Linked DNA regions of Homo sapiens: region 1 is linked to region 2. Evidence: chromatin contacts called from ENCODE Hi-C or POLR2A ChIA-PET data. All regions are on one chromosome and are shown on one strand. Each heading gives the region's core, a stretch centred on a gene start or an enhancer-like site at or near the end of the contact. The rest is flanking DNA. Distances are from core to core; before and after follow the strand shown. Region 1 has its middle 31 kb from the start of NEDD4L. Region 2 has its middle 45 kb from the start of LINC01897.

Region 1 (2,882 bases), core at 84-2,583, 97 kb after region 2:
GAAAACCAGGTTCAAGAAATTCATTAACTGTTTCCATTTATTATATGGATCATTACTACTAAAATAGACTTAGAGCATCAATCCTATCATTTTGCAGATGATGAAACTGAGACTCAGAGAGATGGAGTAATTTGCCCAATATTACACAGCACGTATCTGCAGCCTCCTAATTCAGGACTCCTTCTGCTATAGCAACAGGCTAAGAGAAGCCAATAATTGGCTTATATTTGCCAGCTGTTTTCATCAAAATCTTCCTGGTTACCCAAAGGGAAAAATGGCTTTCTACATTTTGTGGTAGGTCATTCTAGAAAAGAAAGATGCTAATCATCACCAACCATAAAACAAGAAAGTAATAAGCCTTCCAGATTATCTCTTCCAACCATTCTCCTATAGATCTGGACCATGAGGCCTAGAGGGCTGGAGCTTCAGCTCTCAAGGCTATGTGGGAGAGGCAGAGAGATTGGAATCCAGAATCCCAATCCCTGGCAAATGACCACTACCACACTGCTGCATCTCTGAAAAATATATCTTGGTGTTGACCCAAAATATATTTAAAAGCTTTGTCACATTTTTTTAAATGTCTATATGTGTACGCCAATGATTGCACAATCAATGCTGTGCTTTGATCTGTCACACTTTGGTCCTTAGTGCTGGTACATATCTCAATGGTGACAGGAGTGACATTCAAGGAAAAATGACTCAAAGATGCTTTAAAGTTTCCTAAGAAGATGCTCTATATATGAATCCCTTTAGCATTATTTCAGAACTCAAGAACCTTTAGCAGATTTCATATTTAATATAATGTCACCACTAGTTCAAAATCTATATATAATAAGATAGAAAAGGGCACCACTGGTGCTGAAAATGTCACGTTGAAGAGAACAACGAAGAACACACAATCATCTACAGCCTTCTCACTCAGCGCTGTCAGGAACCAACAGCACTGGCACCACCAGGAGCTTGTTGGAAATGCAAAATCTTGGGTTCACCCCAGACCTGCTGAATCAAATCTTTATTTTCACAAGATCCCTGGGGACTTGCATGCAGGTAAGATTTGAGAAGCACAGGTCTAAGGTATTTCTCTATCAATGAACAGAGCAATGGGTAGAGCAGAGGAGAGGCCCAGAAACTCAGAGTTCTGGTGTTCCTTGCATGGCCGTTGAAAACTGTCCCTAACCTCTCTGGGTAGCAGCTTCCTCAAGTATAAACTGAGGCTCTGGTTGAAAAGGCTGTTGTCATAAGCTGCTGACACAGAGCTTTTTTCAGTCCCAATTGTGTAGGACAGCTTGTGTGATGAGAATTGAATGACATGCATATCACACATTTGGTATGCTCAATGAATGCTATTAATAAAATTGTGAATCACAAATGTTACTCCCATTTCCTTCCCAGCTCAGGGAAGAAACGGTATGCATGACATGATGCATTGAATGGGGCAGCCTACATCTACTTTGCCTCCTGAGAATATCCTGAGCATCAGGCCAGTGTTGGCTTCGCCAGGAATCCTAACTCAGGTCTTGAAAGCAAGATTGTTGCTGTTAAAAAGGTGACATGGGATTTTTCTGTTTCCTCATTACATTGCTTTAGTTTCTCCCTGCCTGAAGCTTCTTTAATCTGTAGGCTGTGGGCACCACCTTTAAAGTTTTGACTCACATTATCTATCCCAAAGTAAATAATGACTAAAGTGGTGGCAAAGTCAACACATTCTTTGAAAGACAATGAATCTGGGTGTTGAATGAAATCAGATGCCAGGAATATATACATTGTTGTTACAACGCTATTACACAACAGGCCTTAGAAGAATTCCTTTTCTCCAGGTAAAAACTACCCCCGTACCAGTTACTCTGGGTGAAGAAAGGCGTCTATGTTTGGCAAGGACTAAGGAATATTTGACTTCATGAATCAATAACTATTCTCAAAGCTGCTATTGACCTCTGATCTGCAAATCTGTCAGCAAAGAGAGATTATGGTAACTATACTGCTAGTAAAATGCAAACCTGTTGGTTAAACATTTGCTGAAAGCCCTGCTAGTGACCCCTGTTAAAGTGAACCAAATTTGGCCACGTGTTCTTGCAATGTTCTGGAACATCAGAGAAAAATAACTGCCTGACCCAACACAGCTTAGCTCCTAGAGAGCTAAGAGATTTCTCTGGGCCAGAAGCGTTGGCAGGGATCATTCCTTTCTCAGTCTCTCTCTTCTACCACTGGGCCCGAGTTAGTGGGATCTGTTAGGAGGTTTTTGAATAATAATGACTGTTCTCAATCCTTCTGAAGATTCTCAAAATTAATTTCTTCTCAAGAGTGCTTCTACCCCACACAAAGAAAAGGTGCAAGAATGTTTTTTCTTATTCCTTCATCTCCCTCAATGCCTATCATAGTGTTTGGCACACAATAGGTCTTAAATACTTTAAAAATGAACAAAGTGTTCTTTCCACTGTGCTCCACCTATACATTGTACAACCATCTACTTGAACACTTACCATGCTGAATTTCGTGGTTTATTTATATGGCTATTTCACTTTTTTATTTTTATTTTTTGAAATAGATTCTTGCTCTGTCACCCACACTGGAGTGCAGTGGCACGATTATAGATCACTGTAATTGCAAACTCCTGGGCTTAAGTGATCCTCCCACCTCAGCCTCCCAAAGTGTTGGGATTACAGGTATGAGCCACCATGTCCAGCCAGCTATTAACCTTTCTGTGTTATGTCTTTCAAAAGAAAGATTCTTTGTCCTATTCATCATTGTTTCTCCATCACTTGTTACAGAACCCAAGGGTTATGGGCTTGGTTCATCCTTTCTGAGGAAGTGGGGTAGCAGATGATAGCAAGATAACCCTCGTTTGTAAATACCTTAGTGATGGACTTAACAATCTCTTCTTT
Region 2 (2,958 bases), core at 136-2,635:
AACTGGAAATAATCCAAATGTCCAGATATAGGTAAATGGATAAACACATTTTAGTCTATTCAGTGGAATAATGGAATAATAAAATACATTCCATCATTGGATTCTAATTCCAGTAATAGAATACATTCATGGAACAATGAAATATATTCAGCAAATTTTTTTAAAAAGCAAACTATAAATACATGCAACAAGCTGAATGAATCTCAAAGACATTATTTGAATGAAAGGAGCTAAAAGCAAAAGAGTTCTTACTGTATGCTTCTACATACATGAAATTCTAAAACAGACACAACTGATTCTATAGTAACAGAAAGAAAATCAGCAGTTTCCCGGTTGAGGGTAGGGATGGAAACTTTTCTGGCACGATGAAAATGTTCTATATCTTGTTTTGAGTGTTGGTTACATGGACATTTACAATTGTCAAAGTTTATTTGTCTGAAACATCTAAGGGCTACACGTTTCACTGTGTGTTAATTACACCTCCATTTAAAATATATTAAAGAAAAAAAAGGATTAGAATGTGAACCTTCCTGGACTGTACCTTACAATAAATAGCGAAATTCCTCTCTCTCCGCAGATGCCTTGCTGTTGGAGGCTGGGAAAGGAAGATGAAATGTGCAGAGCCCTTGACTTCTCCCTTTTCTTAAGACTGTGGGATAAATTTTTCAAAACATTGGCTAGGAGACTTGCATTCAAAACCAGCTGAGTAAATAATGGGGCTTTGGTGAGTTGTTTTTTCCCTTCTGTGTTTGGAAATTTGAGCCTGGTGTATCTTTTTCAAGCACATCTCATTTAGAGGATAATTTACATTTGCACAAAATCATGGCTACAGCCCATCTGCTCAACGATTATGTAAGATCCAACACTCATTAGAGTGTGACATGCATTGATCTTAGTGAGCATATGAACTTGTGTGCTTGGGATTCAAGTTCTTCTAAAATAACTTCCAGCACCAACCAGCTACCATAGCCTGTTGTTTCTGACATTTTCCTTGGAACATGACAGTTAATATCCATTTGAAAGAAACTAAATTATTGGGGGGCTTTAAATTCCTAATGGCTATAGCAGATTTTCTGGTAGAGTTAAGCAAGATTGAGTTGGCAGTTGTGAAAGGGCGGAGGCTAGAAGGAGAGCTGTTTGTTTTTTGTACCTGATGGTTTTATCACCAAAGAGTATTTGTAATAATGAAACAGCTGGAGCAGTAACATGATTCATATTAATATATGCATGTAAATGGGTTAGGAATGGAATTAACATAATTTCTGTGCTCTGGTTTTCCCTTAGAAGTGGAGACTACTGGTTTATTTACAGTCTGCAATGAGCACAGCCAGGCAGTTCTGCTGCTGGACAGATGGCAGGGAAGGCCAGGCCATGTGCTGTGGATCAGGGGGTGAATGTGAACATGACGGTGGATGGCACAGCTCTGCAAAGGGGCTGGCCAGAAGCAGAGAGCAGATGAAAACAAAGGTTCCTTTTGTCTCCCAGAGTTCTTAGCCCTTCCCATTTAGTCCCTTTGTCCTAGTTCCTCCTGCCAGGGCTTTGCAGAGAAGGGGAGTGGGGAGATACAGGGAGAGGCCAGGACCAGGGGTTCCAAGGCAGAACCTCGTGGGAGGAAGTGACCAGAGGAGGGGCTGCAGTCACTAGACTCAGGGCACTGGCAGGAAGCAGGAACTGTGACCAGGTGAGAAGGTGGGCTCAGAGACACTGGAGAGGAAGGACAGGTCGAGGAAATGGTCCACAGGCCAGTCAGCCTCTCAAAGCTGAGGGAGGCAGGCAGTGAGAGGGCCCAGGAAACACCCTGCTATCAGGACAGAAATCTGGCCGGGGGACAGGAAGTTGAGTGTGACGCACCAGGAGACTTTGAAGCCTGTGATACCAAGAGGAAATCCTAGGCCATTTAGCAAAGAACAGAATTTGGCCCCACGACACAGAGGCCCTTGGGAGGAAAGTGAATGCCTAAATAGAAAACAGGCCTGGGGAGGCCACTATAGGGTGGTCTTCTGTATTTTTTCCCTCTCCGTTTTCCATTATAATTCATCTCCTTCCAAGGCCAGGTTCACTCCCACGATAAGAGAGGCAAAGCCCCTGGTCAGAAGGGAAGAAGCCTCCATCCCCAGCCCATGTCTGTCTGTCTCATTTGTGTGTGTGTGTGTCTTGGGGGGAAGTGAATGGAGAAAGATACCGGAAGTATTACAGTGATGGTTGTCCCCCATGTGGGAACATGGAGTAAGAGGGAAAGTCATTTGAGGAACTGCCCAGCTGTTCTCCACCATGGCTGCACCATTTACATTCCCACTAGCAATGTATAAGAGTTACAATTTATCCCCATCCTCACCAATACTTTTTATTTTCTGTCTTTTTCATCTTAGCTATCCTCATGAGTGTAAAATTGTGAGTTTAATTTATATTTTTCTAATGACTAATGATGCTGAGCATCTTTTCATGTGCTTACAGGCTATTTATATATCTTCTTAGAAGAAATGTCTGTTTAAATCCCTTGCTCATTTTTAAATTGTTTTTTAAAAATTGTTAAATTGTAAGAATTCCATGTATATTCTGGATACAAATTCCTAGTCAGTAGACAATGTGCAAATATTTTCTTCCATTCTGTGGGGTGTCCTTTCACTTTCTTGGTAGTGTTCTTTGAAGCACACACATTTTTAATTTTGAAGGAGTCCAACTTAACTATTTTTCTTTGGTTGCTTGTGCTTTAGGCATCACATCTAAGAAACCATTGGCTACTCCAAGGTCATGAAGATTTATGCTCATGTTTTCTTCTAAGTGTTTTATAGTTTTATCTTTTACATACAGGTCTATGATCCATTTTGTGTTAATTTTTGTATACAGCGTGAGATGGAGTTGAAAATTCATTCTTTAGCATGTGGTTATGCAGTTGTCCTAGCACCATTTGTTGCAAAGACTCTTCTTTCTCCATTGAATTGTCTTTGTGACCTTGTC

The links. Hi-C counts contacts between places; a loop is a spot of excess contacts on that map. ChIA-PET counts read pairs that join two places held with the same protein, here RNA polymerase II (POLR2A). Pooled maps may share reads with other maps.
Region 1: a pooled map shows a loop between it and region 2 (1.8-fold over the local background). The contact joins two enhancer-like sites. A Hi-C loop is called at or near these places in 1 of 168 maps with a recorded cell type or tissue (Calu3) and 3 of 50 pooled maps. POLR2A ChIA-PET finds 5 or more read pairs at or near these places in 2 of 52 experiments (BJ and PC-9).

The regions. Positions count from the first base shown.
Region 1 is chr18:58,011,963-58,014,844 of GRCh38, forward strand. No RefSeq gene overlaps it. Among named protein-coding and RNA genes, the nearest start is that of NEDD4L, 31 kb to the right of the region's middle. Within about 2 kb of position 1,334, at least 4 of the 41 ENCODE cell types and tissues checked have a DNase peak (open chromatin) inside an H3K27ac peak, as active enhancers do.
Region 2 is chr18:57,914,691-57,917,648 of GRCh38, forward strand. No RefSeq gene overlaps it. Among named protein-coding and RNA genes, the nearest start is that of LINC01897, 45 kb to the right of the region's middle. Within about 2 kb of position 1,386, at least 5 of the 41 ENCODE cell types and tissues checked have a DNase peak (open chromatin) inside an H3K27ac peak, as active enhancers do.